Linked DNA regions of Homo sapiens: region 2 is linked to region 1. The links are chromatin loops, found by intact Hi-C in ENCODE. Cell type or tissue: PC-3. All regions are shown on one strand. Links, peaks and the distances in the headings refer to the core of each region. The heading gives the core; the rest is flanking DNA.

Region 1 (5,955 bases), core at 644-5,643:
CCAAGCGCAGAGTGGAGGTACTCAGTATAAGTCTGTTGAAATTCAGTGAAATGAAGGCAGAGTGATCTGATACTTTGGCTGGCTTTCAGAAAAATCATCTAGCATAGGAATAGAAAAACTAGAAATGAAGGGAGCCAGGGCTACACTCCCCAAGAGTGATAAATTGAGAAATAAGTTTTAAGCCTGGGAGTGCATTTTGAAGCAAATTGGCAAGAGATATGGGCCATAAGCACATTTCTCAAGGTCTGTGTCATTCCTTGGTGGAATTTTCGGAGGCAGACCTAGCCTGGAATGGTCTTCTCCTTTCCTGACCTCCTGTGTCTCCCATTAACTTCTTTAGTTTGTTATTGGTTTATTGTCCTGTGCTATTAACTGTATCCTCAATGTTTATGTTTTATCTTTACAGCTTGATTGAGAGCTATTTAAGGGTGATTCCTTCTTGGGCTTTCTTATGTCTCCCTTTTATCAGGTTCTGGGAGCCTCTTCCCCTCTTTCCAACATCTCTCTCTCTTTACAGCAGGCCTTGGGAAACTCCCTGTCCTCCAAAAGCCTCTTTCCCACCATTCTGCTTGAGGTTTCTGGCTCCAGTCTTGTAACTCTCTGATTTCTTTCTGCCTTTTCTGCTTTTGCAGAGAAATTTTGGTTCAATCCCTTGCTTCCTTCTGGTTTGCAGCTTTGCCTTCAATGAAATCCTTTGGATTCCTTGTGCTTAAAACTCTGGTTGCAGGCCAGTCATTCCTCTCTCTCATTTCTCCATCCAGTCTGACTCTAGGCTTTTCCCCAGGTTCTTGGCCATGGGCCCTGGCTTGTCTTGGAGGAGAGTTTGCCCAAAGTGAAGCACTGAGTAAATATTTGATACCTGATGACACATGCTTTCCATGATTCTTTCTCCCATTAAAAGAGCTGTTGTTATTAGTTTTTTAATCCGAGGAATTTTATCTTTATCTTGAAAATATATATAAATGTTTATTAGGTTATTTAATTTCATCTAGATCTTAGGAAAGCATGGATTACTAAAATTCATATGTGGTGTAATATTTTGCCGCCTCCTTGTGAAGCATGACTTGGAAAAAGAAATACATAGTTAGTTGGCTGACCCTGGTTGCTATCTTGGGCAAATCATTTACCTCTCTGAACTTGGCTCTTTTCTGTAAAATGAAAACAGAAACGGAGGTCATAGATATGGCATAGAAGTTTGGTGAGGCCCAGTTGTGTTAACATTTGTGAAAGAATTTGTAAACATTAAAGTTTAAAGTTTATTTGTTATGCATATATAAACATTATTATTCTTATATGTGATTAAAACTGTAGCCAAGCACTCTAAAAGTTTTCCTCCTACCCAAGAGATATCAAAATGGAATGCTGTGTTTTATTACAACTGGCTAAAACAACTAAAGAACTTTGAATGTGAGTGACTCCCTTACATCAGTCCTTACTGAAAACTTTCTTTACCTACACACAATAGGACGTGTTGGAACACTCATGGACACTGCACAGCTCTATTGGCTCGTTCCACACTGTGCAGAGAGCAAGTTTGACATAACCACTATCAACTCATTTGTGAATACAGGTTGAATATCCCAAATGTAAAAATGAAAAACTAAAATGCTCAAAAATCCAAAATGTTTTGAGCACTAACATCATGCTCAAGGGATATGCTCATTGGAACATTTAGGATTTTAGATTTTTGGATTTAGGTTGCTCAATCAGCAAGTCTAATGCAAATATTCCAAAATCTAAAAGGATCCAAAATCTGAAACACTTCTGATTGCAAGCATTTTGGATATAGAATAGTCAACCTTAAAATTCCCAACTTTTACCTTTAACCTAGTTCAGTACATTTCTTCATTGGAATATATTCTCTTGCCTGGCAACCAAATAAACTTGTACATTCTTTTTTTAAAAATGTATTTATTGGCCAGGCTCAGTGGCTCATGCCTATAATCCCAGCACTTTGGGAGGCTGAGGTGGGCAGATCACTTGAGGTCAGGAGTTTGAGACCAGCCTGGCCAGCATGGTGAAAACCCGTCTCTACTAAAGAAACACAAAAAATTAGCTGGGCATGGTGATGCGTGCCTATAATCCCAGCTACTCGGGAGGCTGAGGCAGGAGAATTGCTTGAACTCAGGAGGCGGAGCTTGCGTGAGCTGAGATCGCGCCACTGCATTCCAGCCTGGGCAACAGAGCGAGACTCTGTCACAGACACACACACACAGACACACACACACACAGACACACACACAAAGTATTTATTATTGCTGGGAGCGGTGGCTCACGCCTGTAATCCCAGCACTTTGGGAGGCCGAGGTGGGTGGATCATGAGGTCAGGAGATTGAGACCATCCTGGCTAACACGGTGAAACCCCATCTCTACTAAAAATACAAAAAAAATAGCCAGGTGTGGTGGCGTGCGCCTGTAGTCCCAGCTACTCGGGAGGCTGAGGCAGGAGAATGGTGGGAACCCGGGAGGCAGAGCTTGTGGTGAGCCGAGATTGAGCCACTGCACTCCAGCCTGGGTGACAGAGCGAGACTCTGTCTCAAAAAAAAAAAAAAAAGTATTTATTATTATTATTTAAGTCCAGTGAACTTTATTATTTGACAGCATTATCTGCTGTCCCAACCTCACCTCTTCCTGTATTAGTCATGAGTTTTCTTCTTGCTCCATCTAATTAAGTGTTGGGAACACATCTACCAACCTCAAGTCCCACCTCCTCCATGATTCTTCTCTGATTCATGTCCAGAGATTTCTCCCTTTGCTGAATTTCTTTCATGGTAAAGAACATTTGCCGTCTTTTGGCCTCCCTTCTTGCATTCCTCCCTCCTGATAGCACCTCAGTGCCTTTGGGGGAATTACTCAGTGGGTGGAGTTGCAGAGAAATGATAAACCCAGAGGCTCTGCCCTCCTACGTGAGAGGCTGAGAAATCCATACAGTTCTTTTCCATTAGATCCTTCCTATTATTGCCCCAGTATGGTCAAAGGGACCAGCCCACTGGACTCTTTCTACTGAGACTTTGAATCTTGAGTAGAATCTTGGAAGACACGAAGAACTGTTAATTCATTTTGAGGCTTCATGCCTCTTCAGCCTTCTTTTCTATCCCATGATACTCCATGTGCTTACACTAAGTTTCTTTTCTACTTCAGTCACTGTTTCATGCAACAAACATAACCCTAAATGATGCATTATTTATTTCATTTAATTAAACCTGCCATCTAATGCTACACATTAAAATTTAAGCATTTCCTGAGTACTTGTCTTGTCAGCTAGATTCTTTAACTAGATTATTGTATTAGCCTATTATCCTATGAGTCAACTAGATTCTTTGCTCCATGAGGTCAGAAACCATATCTTATTTTTCTCTGGATGCCTCTCCCTGTCAGTGTCCTAGGATGCATTTTATTACAAATAGCTAAAACACTTAAGAACTATAAACCTGAGTGACTCCCTGACACCACTCCTTACTGAACCTAACTGAAAATTTTCTTTACCTACAAACAATAGGATATGTTGGAACACCTACATACAGTGCACGGATCTATCAGCTTATTCCACACTGTCCAAAGAGCTAAGACTCTATGAACTTTTGTTGATTAGTAGATAATAGACAGCTGGAGCTTCTTAATACCAGACTTACGCACCTAACCTTTTGGGGAAATGTGCTCCAAAGGTCTGTGGCAAGGACTCTGGATCCACTGTTGCATGTTTGAGCGCCTCTGGACAAGTCTTTAGAACTTTTCCTTTAATTTGCCTTTGCTTCCTTCAAGGGGAAAATGAGATGAATAAATGACCTCCATCAGCTAACCACACAGGAGTGGTTTGATGCATAATCCAATGTGCCAAACACGGCTGTGCTTTGAGCTTCTTAGAAGTATCTACTATATAAATACTATATGGGTATAACCAGAAAGATTTAGTTTTGAAAATAAAATGTACCCTTCCTGCTCCTCATAACCCTTTGTTAAGGCATGTGCCTATTAATCTTCCCCAGGGATATGTATATTTCAATAGGAAGAGTGAAGCTGGAGTTTGGCACATCCCTATTTCTTCTCTCCCTCTTCCTTTCTGTTTTGCACACTGCATCTGCCATCACAACGCACTGACACATTACATGGTTAGGTCTGTTTATCTACTCAAGATATCTTTATTGGACACCTACTCTGTGAGGTGCTGGAACAGGCTCTGAGAACATGACGTATAAAAATACTGTGCTTGGGCTGGGCGCGGTGGCTCACACCTGTAATCTCAGCACTTTGGGAGGCCAAGGAGGGTGGGTCATCTGAGGTCAGGAGTTTGAGACCAGCCAGGCCAACATGGTGAAACCCTGTCTTTACTAAAAATACAAAAACTTAGCTGGGAGTGGTGATGTATGCCTGTAATTCCAATTACTCAGGAGGCTGAGGCGGGAGAATTGCTTGAACCTGGGAGGCAGAGTTTGCAGTGAGCCGAGACCACACCACTGCCCTCTAGCCTGGGCGAAAGAGTGAGAGAGACTGTCTCAAAAAACAAAAAACAAAAACAAATAAAAAAAACTGTCCTTTGTCACTAGGTAAGACAGAGATGCATGCATCCCTTCATTCATTTGTTCAACAAATATTTATGGAGTTGACTATGTGCCAGACACTCTTCTGGGTTCCAGGATATGGTAGTGAATAATGCAAACTCCCCTTTGAATTCTCTAGGACACATGCTACAATAGAGGCACATGCAAGTTTCAGTGAGAATGATCTCCCAAGGGAGGCCTCCTGGGACTGAGTCTCAAGGGCATACATGGCAGGAATTAATAGAACGGAAGAGGACACAGATGAACTTGTGTGGAGTTCCATATCATTATAGAAGAGCACAGAAATGTGAAGATGGAACAGATCAAGGACCAGGAGCCAGTGGCAGAAGGGATTCCTTATTTTATGAATATAAAACCAGTCCCTGATAACATGAAAAAAAAAATTTAACTGTTTGAAGCTTCCTCCTCCAAATTCGACCCACCGATGATGGGTCTGAAAAATTTTACCTGCTTGGTTTGCAAGAGGCATTTGATGTTTATTATTCAATCTTTCTATGGAGCAACCATTGCAGGATTGGAACTTCTTTGCATTAAAAGCAGCAGTTGCATAGCATGGTATTCCTGAATTTCTCTCATAGGTAGAGGATGTTTTTATTATTTTAAGATGCAAGCCAAGTATTATCAGAAGGCATAGGCACTTGGGAGTTACCAAAATTTCAGATGATTCACAAGCTGGCAGTGACAGACGGTGACATCTTGATTTAACACTCCCCTGGTGAAGAGGGAAACAGCAATTTTTAAAACTGCATCCATGACTGTGTTTGGGTCACTTTTGAACCATTTGTATGTAATTCAGGATTTACTGGATTTTTTTGAACATTCAAATGTAATTCCAGGCTTAACAAGTTGCTCTGCAAACTATCAAATATTTATATTGTTTTTTTCCAAATGTATTTATTATTTACTGTACAGTCTATGAAATATTTACACTGATTTTTAAAGAAAAGATATACATTATTTACATTGCCTTGAAATTTCTCCTGATGCAGGTAAAATGACACAGCACAGAAGGCTGAAAGACTCCCAGGGATGCCTCTCAGGTTTGTCAGTAAACGCACGGAGGCTCTGTCCCTCAGGAAAACACCTGACAGTGGAGTTATGTAATTAAAACAAGGTGGGGATCACCCAGGTTTCCTTGGAGTCCCTACTTCCTCATAGTTCTTGGGTCTCCAATGGCAAGAGGGAAAGTTGGAACGGTTCCTACCAGCTTCTCTCTTTATTCTCCCAGGTTTCCAGGTGCCTTTCCTTACAGGATGGGCAGCACCTTGATTTTCTCTCTGGGACCCAGAATATCCCCAGCTGCAGAAGGAATGATTCTTTTCCAGGAAAATAGAGTTGAGGTTCCCCAGATTGAACTGACTGTCAAACTTAACTGGCAATATTATTAATAACATGT
Region 2 (5,955 bases), core at 358-5,357, 190 kb before region 1:
AAACATCTCCTCTTTTTAATTCTGACAGACGCCTATAGAAGAACAGTGAAACACTACAAGACTTGGGTTTCTTTGTGTTTGTTTGGTTCTCTCTGCAAAGTGGTCTGGCTGAATATAATCAATGTTATTCCTCTGCTTTGTTGAATGAGCTTCGAGTAATGATGTGCAGATGCCAAATGTGACATGTCTGGGGACAAGGTAGTTTAATTCTAGTCTCATTTGCAGAGATGACTTGCTATCATTAGGGGCTTTGTCTCCAAGAAGCCAGCTGACAGAAAGAGAAAGCCAGCCACTGCTCGGCAATGAGGCAAATGCATGCTATAAAAATGCTGGAGCATTCACTTAGCTATAGACTCCAAGTAGGAGCATTTGAGAACTGAGTTAAATCATTGTGGTCTTTCTTTAGTTTTTTCTTAAATGACAGTTATGAGTCTGTCTCTCAGTTTGTACCATTTGATGTAGGGGGTTTGGAAGGTTGTATCAGTAAAGCAGACCATATCAAAGGGTCTTGAGCCTGGGAGTTTGGGCCGAAGCTCAGCCTATAAATACCTTGTTAGCATTCTGATTATGGAGTCTGATGAGTGGAAGGTCTATGTGTTGATCCCTCGGCGACCTCCTGGCATTAAGTGCCATTAGTTAGGAATGAAGAGTCTTTCCTTGTCTTCAGATGCCGGCACTGGAAATAAATCCTGATGAAATTATTTGTATTAATCATTTTTTTATTGTGATGAAATATACTTAACATAAGTTACCACTTCAACCATTAAAAATGTGCAGTTCAGTGGCATTAAGTACATACACATTGTTCTGCAACTATTGCCACCATCCATCTCTAAATCTTTTTCATCATCCCATACAGAAGCTCTATGCTTATTAAACAGTAACTCCCATTCTCTCTTCCCTGCAGCTCAAGGTAGCCACTTATACTACTTGCTGTCTCTATGAATTTGTTCCAGGTATTTCATATATCTGGGAGATCATGGATATCCCCCTTTTACCCCCATTTAATCACTGCTTCTCTCCTTAGAGATGTCCACTGCCAGTAGTGTGGCGTCGCCTTCCAGCTTCCTTTCATGCATTTACATCCTTGTATCCCTCCTTATACACATTTCTTAAAAAAAAAATCAATGGGCACTCAGTATTCTAACTGCTCTGCAATTTGCTGTTTTTATGTAATATGTCTTGGAAATCATTTAAGTTCAAAATTCCCTCTTTTATTGTTTTCATAGTATTCCATAATACCACAATTTATTTAAATTGCTCTCAATTGATGGCCATTTGAATTGTCTCCAGCTTTGTATTATATTGTACTGTACGATAAATAGCTATAAACAACTTTTAACATCCTCCTCTGTGCACATGAGCAAGTACTTTTTAGCGCATGATTCCTGAAAGTGGATTGCTCAGCCAAAAGATGTACACTTAAAATTTTTCATAGATGCTGCCAAATTGTTCTTCAAAAAGGCATCACTAAGTTACACATTCCCTAAATGAATGATAGTGTTGCATTTCCTGGCATCCATTTCAGCATTTGATATTATTAGTCTTTTAAACTTCTGCCAATCTGACAAGAAAACCTTAAAACTTGGGATTCACATTAATCTACTACTGTAAAAGAAGAATCTAAAGAGGGAATAGGAAAGAGCAGAGGGGTGGAAAGAGAAGGGAAGGATAAAATAATTGTTCTGGAGGTATTGGTACCTTCTGGGGAATGAGAGGCAAGATTAAGGCCAGTAAGAACAGGTATTCCTGAAAGCATTTGCCAGCTCACCTCACTTCTGCTGCATTCACAAGCCATGTGGCCTCTTGCTGTGTGGTTGAGGAGTGATCCAAGGTAACTGTGTCCCCATGAGTTGTCCACAGTTGCCTCTGTCCATAGAAGAGGCCAACATGTGCTTGCTCTCACAAGAACAATGCTTTTTGCTGTCCTGAGGCTTAGCTTGAATCTGCTTTTCCTTCCTCACTGAAGGTTTCGTACACTTCCCTGTGATTAGGTGTTCATGATCTCTGTTGATGAATAATGTTAGAAGTGGAGACTGGCGCATGCTCAGAATGGACCCCAAGTAGTCTGCAGTCCCTTTGCCCAAGACAACTCCTTTCACCATGGAAAACTGATCCTTGTTTCTGGAAACACAAATCCAGGCTGGTCTTGAATATAGTTGTCCTTGTAGTCTGCAGAAGTGAGCGAACTAGAGTCCCACAGCACAGTCCCTCCCCTGGGACCCCAGGGCCACTCTGGTCACTCCATGTGATTTGGATGGGGCTGTTCACAAAGAAGAAATGGGAGGAGATACAACAGGGCCCTTTCTCTATGTGCCTGTCCTGCTGATTCCACTTCCAAAATAATTCCCAATTGTGCCCACTCTTCACTCCTGCTACCACCACCCCACTCCTGGCCACCACCATCCCTCTCTTGGGTGATTACAGTGGCTTTTGAGCCCATCTTCCTTGTCCCTAAGAGTCCTTCTCTCCAGCTAACCCAGTCTCTCCGGAGCAGTAGGAGTAATGTTAGGTTGAAAAATCAGATCATATCCCTCTGTGCTCACAACCCTAGAGCTTTCTATTTCTTGCAGGATAAAGTTCAGAATCTTTAATATGACCTTCTAAGCCCTGATTGCACATGACCTTGTCTTGCCTTCACCTTCTTCTCACCCTCAGCCATTCTCTTCCCAACTCCTACTGGTTTTCTCACCATTGCTGGGATGCTCAGCTTCAGTCTCAAGGCTTTACACACAATGGTCTCTCTGCCTGGGGCTCTCTTCCCTCAACTCTTCATGTGCCCAGCTGCTCACCTTCAACTTAATTTGAAGGCCACTTCCCCAGAAAGACCTTTCCGAAGTCCCACTGGTCCAGTTCTTTTTCTTCAAAGCACTTGTAACAATGCGGCTAAATGTTTGTCTGCTGATTGTCACTGACTGTTCATAATTGTCAATAATATCCATCTCTCCTTCTACAGTGCAAGCTCAATGAAAGCAGGAAATGGGTACATGATAGTCATTGTTGCATCTTGGCTGTCACATAGTAGGCACTCAATAGATATTTATTGGATAAATCAAGGAAAGCCAGGCATTTCCAATTTACAGCATTATTACTTTCATTTTAGAAAGGAGATAACTAAGGTCTAAGGAGGTTAAAACACTCATGTACATTGAGTGATCACTGCCTACCAGGCACGGTTTTCAGCACTCTGCTTAGTGTGCAGAACAGTGTCTGCTGCTTGCTTGATTCATTTCACCTTGAAGCAACCCTATGAGGTGGTTATTATCTTTATCCCCATTTTACAGAAGGGAACATCAAAATACAGAACTCCTGGTAGCAAAATGAGGAAGATCTATTTGCATCATAGCTAGGGTTGGTCCCTGACAACTTTGTAAGAAAAGGAAAGCCAATTACACGCTGAATTTGTCTTCCTCTAAGGACTGACAGGCAATTGGCTAACTGCTCTCAAACCAAATGAGCTAAGGAATTAATGACTTAAGTATTCTACTAGGGTCCTATGCATTTTAAAAGGATTCCTGGTGGATACTGCTTAACTAAAAGGATAGCTCTCCTTGTGGAAATACCAGGGTCTGTAGCAGGCGGGGGGGGAAAGATTCACAGTGTGACCTCACCCTTCCTGATGTCACATCAGAGAAGATCAGTCCCCAACTCTCCTAGGTGAAGACATTTGGCCTTGCTTGAGGCTATGCTTGTATCACTCTCTGCCTAGGTGAAAATAACTCTTACAGGGGAAATTGTCTGAATTGCTTCATGGAGATGGACGAATGGCTTTAGGACTTTTGCTTTCTCCTGGGCTCCAGGAAGCATTTAGGAATCACATTCCCAGTCTCAAAATAGAGACAAAAACCTACTTTAATTCATTTAATTTACTTATTTATATCTCAGATTTTCCACAAAGGGAGTCAGCTAGAACCTATTTTTAATAGCTTTGAGGCAGCCTGGGATTGTGCAGAGAACGTCTGAGGTCAGACTGGCTGGAGTTTGACTTGTCTTGAATATAGTTGTCCTTGAACCCCAGCTCTACTTCTTTTTGTGTTTTAAGCTTTCTGATCCAAAATTTTCCCTTCTGTAAAATGGAGGTGAGGATTGCTAGTCTATATGTCGGACCGGGAGGATTAGAATAATATGTGTAAAGTGTCCAACTGAGAGTCTGGCAGATCTCAGATAAACATCAAAACTGTAGCTACAATTTTCAATTTAAAGGAATTTGCAAAGTCAAGTTTTTTGTTTTGCAATCTCAGTTCATTGCAGTCTCTGCCTCCCAGGTTCAAGCAATTCTCCTGCCTAACAGCCTCCCGAGTAGCTGTGATTACAGGCACCCGCCACCACACTCGGCTAATTTTTATATTTTTAGTAGAGACAGGGTTTCACCATGTTGGCCAGGCTGGTCTCGAACTCTTGAGCTTAAGTGATCTGCCCACCTTGGCCTCCCAAAGTACTGGGATTACAGGCCTGAGCCACCACACCCAGCCCGAAGTCAAGTTTTGGGGCCAGTAAATTCTCCTAAACTCTGCCCTTATTAAATTTATTAGGTTTTGCAAGGCTTTTAGAAGCATTGGTGTGTATTTGATATATGTGTTTTGTTTTTGCTTCCTCCTAATTCATTTCATATTATAATATTATGAAAAAAATGTGACTCATCTAATAGTCACATTAATCCTGGAGAATGCTTTTTAAAATTAGTATGTATCTTTCAATTATTTTTATATTTAAAAATCTTTACTTGTATTATATTTTCTCTCTTTAGCTACCCATAAAACCATAAAGATTTTATTTTATTGACAGTCATTTTCCTGGGACTGCAATTAGGACACATCTCTGAAAACATGATAATTGCCTTTGAAACTTTTAATGATGTGGAATAATTTTTATTTCTAACATTAGGGTTTTCAAATAGTATATGTAATAAAACAGCAAAGCTAAATAAGTATTACATAATTAAAAAAGGGCTCAGCATTTTGATATTTTGTTTATACCTAGTCAAAAATAGATTGAAGATTGAATATAAAGGGAAAAGGAAATATTGTACAATAAGATAATAATCTGCAGAGGGGTTGCATTGATACCTACCTGTCTTATTTATCCTTGTGTTCTCTGGTCCTAGCACACAGTAGGTGCTGAATAAATGTTGATTGCCTGAATAAGTGACTAGGTAGGAAAATTTTTATATCTTCATGTTGACCTGCATGGTTACAATACATCTTAAGCCCTTTGTTAAACTTTTCATTTGTTCCACAAACTATTATCAAGGGCCCATATGCCAAGTACTGAACCTGGGGATAAATTGATGAGCAAAACCAGGTATAATTCTTCTTTGCTCTCTTGGAGATTTCATTCTTATGAGGGCAAGCCATCACCTGGATAAGAATAAAATCACAACTGTTAAGTCACTGGTGCAATTTAAGAAAGGGACAAACTAGAGTGGTGGAGGGTAGAGGGTAAGTGTTAATGGCATGTGAGGGTTCTGGAGAGGTGGTCCGAGTACAGGCCCAACAAAGCCATTGTATGGACTGAATTATGTGCCCCTCAAATTCATATCTTGAAGCCCTCTCAATGTGGCTGTATATGAAGACAGGGTCTTTATGGAGATAACTAAGATTAGATGAGGTCATCAGGTCATTAATTCAACAGGACTGGTGTCCTTATAAGAAGAGAGAGAGACATCTGGATGCACACACACACACACACACACACACACACACACACACAGGAATTTATGTGAGGACACAGAAGTTGGTCATCTGCCAGCCAAGAAAAGAACCCTCACCAGACACCAACCCTGCTGCCCCTTTATCTTGGACTTCCAGCCTCCAGAACTGTGAGAAAAGAAATTTATGTGGTTTAAGCCATCCAGTGTGTGGTGTTTGTTATGGCACAAGGGGCAGACAAATATAGCCACATAGGCATCTTAAGGAATCTGGTTGCTACTCCAAGAGTAATTGGAAAATTCTGGAA

The links. A loop is a pair of places that touch in the nucleus more often than their neighbours do. Peaks named below come from ENCODE experiments on the same cell type or tissue, not always from the same donor. Only the 100,000 strongest peaks of a DNase experiment are listed, where the experiment ranks them.
Region 2: a loop joins it to region 1, with 1.9 times the contacts of the local background. A loop is called at or near these places in 3 of 110 quality-filtered maps.

The regions. Positions count from the first base shown.
Region 1 is chr2:220,276,754-220,282,708 of GRCh38, forward strand. All of the region lies in intron 2 of LOC105373893 (a long non-coding RNA gene), which reads left to right. Among named protein-coding and RNA genes, the nearest start is that of MIR4268, 370 kb to the left of the region's middle. In PC-3, for the core only: no CTCF peak of the experiment used is centred there; DNase peaks (open chromatin) are centred at 808, 2,768 and 3,368; H3K27ac peaks cover 3,564 bases.
Region 2 is chr2:220,082,390-220,088,344 of GRCh38, forward strand. All of the region lies in intron 2 of LOC105373893 (a long non-coding RNA gene), which reads left to right. Among named protein-coding and RNA genes, the nearest start is that of MIR4268, 180 kb to the left of the region's middle. In PC-3, for the core only: no CTCF peak of the experiment used is centred there; no DNase peak of the experiment used is centred there.